Regions from separate parts of the Homo sapiens genome. Here regions 2 and 3 are each linked to region 1. Evidence: chromatin contacts called from ENCODE Hi-C data. All regions are on one chromosome and are shown on one strand. The core of a region is the stretch at or near the end of the contact, and the rest is flanking DNA. Distances in the headings are between cores, read along the strand shown. Region 1 overlaps LOC112268431 (a long non-coding RNA gene). Region 2 overlaps SP140 (SP140 nuclear body protein). Region 3 has its middle 22 kb from the start of SPATA3-AS1.

Region 1 (2,700 bases), core at 34-2,533:
CTGTCACAATAGCGGAAAGATAGAAACAACCCATCATTAACTGATGAATGAATAAACGAAATGTGGTAGAGATGTATGATGGAATATTATTCAGCCATCAAAAGGACTTGAGATACTAATTCATGTTACCACGTGGCAAAAACCTGGAAACATCTTATTAAGTGAAGGAAGCCCAGACACAGAAGGCCACATATTGTGTGATTCCATTTTCATGAACTGTCCAGAGTAGGCAAATTTGTAGAGGCGGAAAGTAGATTACTGATTGCCAGGGATTAGGGGCAGAGGGAAATTAGATAATTGGTTAATGGGCATAGGGTTTCCATTTGGGATGATTAACCCGTTTTGAAACTAGAGACAGGAGGTCGTACAACATTGTGAATATACTAAGTGTCACTGAATTCCACACTTTAAAATGGTTAACATCTGAATTTTACCTCCTTCCCTCCCAAAAAACACAACAACAAAGGCTCTGGGTTTATCTTTTCTCATCTGACCTACGCAACCCCATACATTGTCCCTCTGGGTTTCAGTTTCCTAATCTGCAAAATGGGCACATAAATAATACTAATCTCCAAAGGCAGCCATGAGCAATAAACCCACAGCTGCCACGGAGCAGGCATTCCATCACAGTGAGCTGTTCATAATACGGTTATTTTTATTGTTGTCCTTGACTGTCTTTCATTTCCCCTCCTTCTTCCTCCCTCTCTCAAAATACCCTCATCCTCTTCTCAGCATATGCGTCACTCCCTCTTTGTGTCTTTCTGTATGACTAAGTTTCTCTTTGAATATTCCTGCTGCTGAACAACATGTCCACGTTTAAATTGGCCCCTTCTTCTGGCATCACCAAGAGTATCTTCTTTGACATTGTTGGCCATAGGCACATCCTTCTTAGCCCTTCACCGCTTCTCACTGAAGGTCTCCTATAAACTAGTAATTCACACTCAGATCCTCATTCTACCCTCCGGGTTACTGGGGGGAAAGTCTGTTTTTGCCACCTCTTGAGAGTGCTCTTGGATTCCAGCTGGAGTCAGGTCACTTTGGAATCAACACAAAGTGACCCTCAACCAGCTCTGCCACCATCCCCAGCAGTGCAGTCTTCCCTCAGACCTCGGTTCCCTGTCTCCTTTTCTTCTTAGTAGACCAGAAAACAAAGTTTTTGTCCAGACATTATTACCTTGTTTACAGGTTGGTTGAAAGCTGGGCATTTTTGTTGTCTCTTTTCCATCCCTTTTCTGGGAAAAGGGGAGCACTGAACAAAGAAAAGAATTAATTAGGGCCTGCAAGCAAGTGACCAGGAACTCCATCTCATGACCACATGAACGAAGCACCATGTGTTCTTACAATTCAGTGGGAAACTCCTAGCCCTTCAGTCACTCTGAATCTCAGTGGCTTGTGACTTGGTGTTGCTTGTTTCTTCCTCTGAGGCAGCCAAGAAAGAAAATAACAGCACAAAACCACTGAAGTCCTATAGATGATGAGCCTCTCAGGTTTTAAGGATGATGGAGCAGTAGAAAAATTGTAAACCATAATTAATCATCCAACAAGATGATCAGAGAGGCGTGAAAGCTTATCTCCATACAAATTCTGTAAGTGGAATGTCTCTGTGAACTGTGCAAATCTTACAGAAGAAACAAAGGGATTTCCCGAGGAGAAGAGCTAAGATCCTAGAGAGATGCCTCTAGGTAAGAGAAACCCAACAGCCTTAAAGGTGGGGCTAGAAAACAGCAGAGTTTTGGCTAAATTGGGTCTGGAAAGATGAGAGGCTCCCAAAGAGAGAGGACATGGTGGAGGAACTAGACAGACTTCCCCAGGGGTGGCCCAGACCCAAGGAACAAAGGGAGGACTCTCTGAAGTCTACAATCAGGGAGCAAATATTGCAGCACTGGGAAATGTCCTGAGACACCTGGACCAAGGTCCTCAGAGACTGCCAACGAAAGGAGGCCAGGGCGCAGGTTAGTTATATTCACACCGCCTAGCACAGGGCCTGGGACATGTAAGCATTTCTTTATTATTTTTTTTTAAAGGAGTCTCACTCTTTGTTGCCCAGGCTGGAGTGCAATGGTGCGATCTCAGCTCACTGCAAACTCCGCCTCCCAGGTTCAAGCGATTCTCCTGCCTCAGCCTCCCGAGTAGCTGGGATTACAGGCATGTGCCACCGTGCCCGGCTAATTTTGTATTTTTAGTAGAGATGGAGTTTCTCCATGTTGGTCAGGCTCCCGACCTCAAGTGATCCGCCCGCCTCGGCCTCCCAAAGTGCTGGGATTACAGGTGTGAGCCACCGCGCCCGGCCGCATGTGAGCATTTCATGAATACTTGCTAAATGAGCGACTGACCAAGTGAAAGAATGAAAACCAGACCTAGACCCCAAAAGACAGGGGAGAGAATTGATTACCCTTTTTGAAGCTTTTATGAATCTCAATTAAATCGGGATACTCCTTCAGGTTAATCCTGCTGAACAGGACTGACAGAACTGAACAATCAAACACCTTCTCCAGGTGGCAGAGAACCTGATACACAACTCTCTGTATAGGAATCGAGTTTATACGGGCTTCTTGAGAATACTGTTAAAAAATTCAATGGTAAAAGTATACAAAATAATAGCTTTAAAGTTAAAAAAAGATTGACAATGTAATTGCATAGAATACTTCCATTGTTCTCAGTGTAGGCTACTATTTTTCATGTAATATTCTAGAACTCCTT
Region 2 (2,700 bases), core at 121-2,620, 330 kb before region 1:
AACGTAAATGATGAGTTAATGGGTGCAGCACACCAACACAGCACATGTATACATATGTAACAAACCTGCACGTTGTGCACATGTACCCTAAAACTTAAAGTATAATAAAAAAAATTTCTATTCTCACTCCCTCTATGGAAATAAAAAAGGGTATCATTCCTCTGCTGGTAGATACTTTTTTATGATTTTTTCACAAACTTGACAAAGCCTTCAGTGTAATGGTATTCTACCATCTAATTGGCAGAACTTAGATCAACTATTTGTGAGACTAAATGGTATTTTTGACCAGTACTTTCCATTATGTCATTGGATCATGCAGTGGTTTTTCAGAGTACTCTGATAGGTGTTATAATTTTACTCACAAAAACCTCAAGACTTAGATAGGGAAGGTGCTGTTATTGCTGTTTTAAGGAGCCAGAAACACAGAAATGCATGTGACACGGGTGTTTGATAAGACCCAAGAAAAAAGAAAGAGCAGAGACCAGTGTCCTGGATGACTCCTTACAGGCTTTCAGTTCTATGAGGTGGGCATGGGTTGGGGTGGGGTCTCATAGTCTGAGTCCAATGTGGATGCCCAAAGGGTTTTTAGGAATCCAAGAGACTCTACCAGGGTTCAATGGAAAGAGACTTTTATCTAACAAATAAAGAAAGATTAGGGAGAGATAAGGAAACATTATCAAGAGTTGGAAAATACTTGAATGTAATCTACGATACGAGATAGGAGATATCCAGAAAAATAGAGCCAGAAAAGAGAAACAGAGAGGCAATATGAAAAGTATATGTAGCACATCACTGAAGGAGGAAGAGACAGTAAGGGAGAGGAGATGTTAAGAAGAGAAAGTCCAGAAAGCCGAAAAGAACCATAGATGCCGTCATAGAGTAATAAAAAGATATCACTAGTAGAAGGGGCTATCACTTAGGCTGGGTGCAGTGGGTCACCCCTGTAATCCCAGCAATTTGGGAGGCCAAGGCAGGTGGATCACTTGAGGTCAGGAGTTCAAGGCCAGCCGGGCCAACATGGCAAAACCCCATCTCTACTAAAAATACAAAAATTAGCTGGTTGTGGTCGAGCACACCTGTAGTCCCAGCTACTCGGGAGGCTGAAACAAGAGAGTTGCTTGAACCCGGGATGTGGAGGTTGCAGTCAGCTGAGATCACATCACTGCACTCCAGCCTGGTGACAGAGCAAGATTCCATCTCAGAAGAAAAAAAGAAAAAATAAGGGGCCACCACTTAATATCAAACGAAAGGCTGAATTTATTGTTCAGTTAAGGGATAGTTGTGCTTGTGGGTCAGTTTCTCTGAACAGAGAACGTTTGTGGAAGTGTGGATCTCGGTGACTGGCGGCCTTCAAAAGTGAGATTTGTTAGTGGTTAGCTGACCTTTAGTGAAAGCAGGGTCACTGGAGTGTGGCTGTTACTGACTGTCTGACTTTCAGAAGCATGGGGAAGTCAATGGTTGGCTGGCTTTCAGAGGCCTGTGTACTGGCCAGAAGCTATTGTTGATTAATTGGGATGATTCTGGTTGTTATTGACCATATGGCCAAACAATAATGAGTTTTCCTAGAAGTGTAGCAACTTTCAATTATCAGTTTCCCCTTTAGGAAATCTCTCATCTAAAGCTGCAGGAGGCACCATCAAGTATTTTCCCCATCCAAGATGTCTTTTCTGGAAGAGGACCCTGGAAACAAAATCCTAGGATTCCCCTTCACTGAGTAGGAGTTATAGAGTTGCTAGATTGAGAGTGTTATCCTTGCAAAGGATGACATAAGAAAAAGTAATGATGTTTTACAATACGTTAATGGAATGGCAGACAACTGTTGAAAGTTTTTAATTAGCAGCAGAATTGTGCTGCTTGCAATACTATCCTATTTATTCCCTTTTGCTCCAAGAATACTCACCAGCCACCCTTGTGGCTGCAGCGTTTATCCCAAGTAAATTTGCCATGAAATATCTTGCTTTTATTATTATTTTCACATCACTCTAATATATTGACTTTGGAAACAAAAGACATTCTTCTAATTATAGCATTCTGGTTTTAGTAGTGGTATTTCCATTTACAAAATACAGTAATTGTTGATCACTGAAAATGTCAAATCCTGGAAAACGTGGCTTTCCCACATGTGCTGTTAACATTGTTACTGAACAATTGTTGGCCGAAGATTCATTTGATGAATCATATATTTTTAAAATAGATGATTCTGATATGGTTCTGTTTAGAAATAACTCCAAGAACAGTTTATATATTTTATTTTCACATTGAAAATCAATCATGTTTGCTTCAGCCTCAAAGAATGTGTTTACGTAAAATTAAATGAGTGCAGCAAGCTGCACTTTTTTTTTTTTCTAAACGGGAACAGAGTTAAAGTTGATCCAAGTACAAAATCTCCAGAACCATGGACTAATGCAGTCACCTGCAATTGCTTTGAGGCAACTAGGATGAGATGTGGCTACTAGCAATGGCTCTTTGATGTCTGTCACGTTTTGAAGTGATACCCCTAGAGCATGGCCTGTTTGTTTATTTATTTATTTATTTATTTTTATTTTTCCGTAAGTTATTGGGGTACAGGTTGTATCTGGTTACATGGGTAAGTTCTTTAGTGGTGATTTGTGAGATTTTGGTGCACCCATCACCTGAGCAGTATACGCTGCACCATATTTGTAGTCTTCTATCCCTCGCACCCCTCCCACTCTTCCCTCC
Region 3 (2,700 bases), core at 103-2,602, 390 kb after region 1:
AAAGTGCTAGGACTACAGGCATGAGCCACTGCGCCCGGCTTATGCCCAGCTAATTTTTGTATTTTTTGTAGAGATGGGGTTTCACCATGTTGCACAGGCTGGTCTTGAGCTCCTGGACTTAAGTGATCCTCTCACCTTGGCCTCCCAAAGTGCTGGAATTACAGGCATGCACCATCGTGACTGGCCCAGTATCAGGTATTTCTTTATAGCAATGCAAGAACAGACGAATACACACGCAGTGGAGTATTACTCAACATTACAAAGGAAGGAGATTCTGACCCATGCTCTCATATGGATGAAACTTGGAGACATTATACTAAGTCAAATAAGTCAATCACAAAAAGAAAAATACCGTATGATTCCACTTAAAGAGGTACCTAGGGTAGTCAAATGCATAGACATAGAAATTAGGATTATGGTTGGTTGCCAGGAGCTGGGGGAAGTGGGGGATGGGGAGTTGGTGGTGGTTGTACTAGGTGAACATAACTTAATTCCACTGAACTCAACACTTACAGTGGTTACAATGGTGAATTCTAGGTTATGTCTATTTTACCACAATTTTTAAAAATAATTTAAAATCCATGATAAATAGAGTGACCATATAGTTTATTGTCTAAACTGGGACACTTTGGGCAATGAAAGTGGATGCTTTTAATAACTACACCTCGATCCTAGGGGTTAAAGAGACTGCCCTAGGTAGCCTGGGGGTTCCCCAAAATAGTCACTTCTCCACTTACTTCAGTTGAAAGTGTCTTCTTCGCCTGGTAAATATTCAGTACAGTAGCTATGGAAGAAATGTCACCATGAACGGTGCCAAGATATAATTATTCCTGTTCTGGAATGTCAAACTTTAACATTTTGGCCACAATATTCTCTTTTGATCACATTGTCATAATAATTTTGGGATAAAGTGGATGTATCCAGAAGTCCATTCTATGTTGGGACACTTGGCATTGCTCCATGCTTGTGTGGGGGTGGCACCTTTACCTCCCTGCCTCAATCCTCCCCTTCCCTCCCACTGTCCCCTTCCACCTATCCTTTCAGGTAGGTCTTACACAAATGGCCCCTCCTCTGTCCTGTCTTTCCTGATCCACCCTGTGGCATTTCTCCACTTCCAAACTTCTCTGGTGCTTTTACTTGGCGTCAGGTGACATGCGATAAGACCTGGATTAATTAGTTAATGTTAATAACATCTGCTTGACTGCCAATCCTGAAAAATACCGTAATTAACATCATCAACCAGCCATAGGGAAACCACCTTGGACCTCCCCGTGTAAACTACTTTGGGCAGTGCCTTGGGTTTTTCAAGAGTTTGTCAGGCACTTGAGGTTGAGGCTCGAAGAAAGAATATTATTTGATTCTTAGCCATGGTGGGAACCGACATTTATCTAAGTGTTTTTCATAGACAGGAAGTGGTAATTCTCACCCTCCCTGATCTGGGCTCTGACTCACTGGGGTGCCCCAGCCTCTGGGCCTGGGCTCACTAGTGGTAGCCAGCTGACCTGAGCATCAGAGTAAGATGCGTGCCTGAAAAATTCCCCTGGTGGGGCCGGTCATGAAAAGTGCCGTTCTCCTCATTCATGTGGTTTTGTCAGGATGCCCGGATTCCGCAGGCCCGGGCCAGTTATTTTGAGCACACAAGTCACTTTAAAAGACCCCTAAAGGTCACTGGTCCCAAGGATTATTTCACCCCCTCACCACAGTTAATGTCGTCTCCCCACCTCTGTTTTTCTGTATTCCCATAACACATTCTGAGTGTGGCTATGTGATGTAAAGAGCTGTTTTCATGCAAATGTTCAGGGTAACATCATGCATAGTGTCTTAGTTCATCTCCTGCCGCTATACCAAAATACCACAGACTGGGTAATTTACAAGGCACAGACGTTTATTTGGCTCATGGTTCTGGAGCTGGGAAGTCCAAGAGCGTGGTGCTGGTATCTAGTGAGGGCCATCCCATGGCGGAAGGCATCACGTCGTGAGAGAGAACACACGCGAGAGGAAGGAAAGAGGGGCAGAATTCCCTGATTTTATATCTAAGTCACTCCTGTGACAGCTAATCCAGTACCCCAATAATGGCCTGAATCCACTCATGAGAGCTGTGTTCCCATGACCTAATCACCACTTAAACGTGCCACTTCTCAACATTGTTGCACTGGCAATTAAGTTTCCAACACATGAACTTTGGGGGACACATTCAAACCACAGCACTTAGAATATAACAGGATTGCCCCCCTACAGCCATGAGTCCCTTGGATCACCAAGTTAATGTAACAATAACAAAGTCTAATATGATTTACAGGAAATTGGAAGCTTTAAGTAGCCTCGTGAAGCCAAAGGGCAGCATTAGAGCATATCTTTTGACACCCGAAGCTTGTGTCAAAAAGGGTATTAACAGTTGACCGCCTCACACCCACGAGGATGACTATAATTTTTTAAATGGAAAATAACCATTGGCAAGGATGTGGGAAAACCGGAACCCTCCTACTTTGCTTGTGAAAAATGTAAAACGGTGCAGCTGATGTGGAAATCAATTTGTTGGTTCATCAAAAATTTAAACATGGGGCCAGGTGCAGTGGCTCACGCCTGTAATCCCAGCACTTTGGGAGGCCAAGGCGGGCAGACCACGAGGTCAGGAGTTCGAGACCAGCCTGGCCAACATTATGAAACCCCGACTCTACTAAAAATACAAAAATTAGCCTG

What was found. Hi-C counts contacts between places; a loop is a spot of excess contacts on that map. Pooled maps may share reads with other maps.
Region 2: a pooled map shows a loop between it and region 1 (3-fold over the local background). The contact joins two enhancer-like sites. A Hi-C loop is called at or near these places in 11 of 37 single-sample maps with no recorded cell type and 10 of 50 pooled maps.
Region 3: a map with no recorded cell type shows a loop between it and region 1 (4-fold over the local background). The contact joins two enhancer-like sites. A Hi-C loop is called at or near these places in 6 of 37 single-sample maps with no recorded cell type and 6 of 50 pooled maps.

What each region holds. Positions count from the first base shown.
Region 1 is chr2:230,582,413-230,585,112 of GRCh38, forward strand. All of the region lies in intron 1 of LOC112268431 (a long non-coding RNA gene), which reads right to left. Among named protein-coding and RNA genes, the nearest start is that of LINC01907, 120 kb to the right of the region's middle. RefSeq lists enhancers at 462-681, 1,802-1,941. Within about 2 kb of position 1,284, at least 2 of the 41 ENCODE cell types and tissues checked have a DNase peak (open chromatin) inside an H3K27ac peak, as active enhancers do.
Region 2 is chr2:230,256,566-230,259,265 of GRCh38, forward strand. The region is part of intron 12 of SP140 (SP140 nuclear body protein); the gene reads left to right. Among named protein-coding and RNA genes, the nearest start is that of SP140, 32 kb to the left of the region's middle. RefSeq lists an enhancer at 1,226-1,295. Within about 2 kb of position 1,371, at least 2 of the 41 ENCODE cell types and tissues checked have a DNase peak (open chromatin) inside an H3K27ac peak, as active enhancers do.
Region 3 is chr2:230,972,924-230,975,623 of GRCh38, forward strand. No RefSeq gene overlaps it. Among named protein-coding and RNA genes, the nearest start is that of SPATA3-AS1, 22 kb to the right of the region's middle. RefSeq lists enhancers at 1,198-1,247, 1,368-1,507. Within about 2 kb of position 1,353, at least 4 of the 41 ENCODE cell types and tissues checked have a DNase peak (open chromatin) inside an H3K27ac peak, as active enhancers do.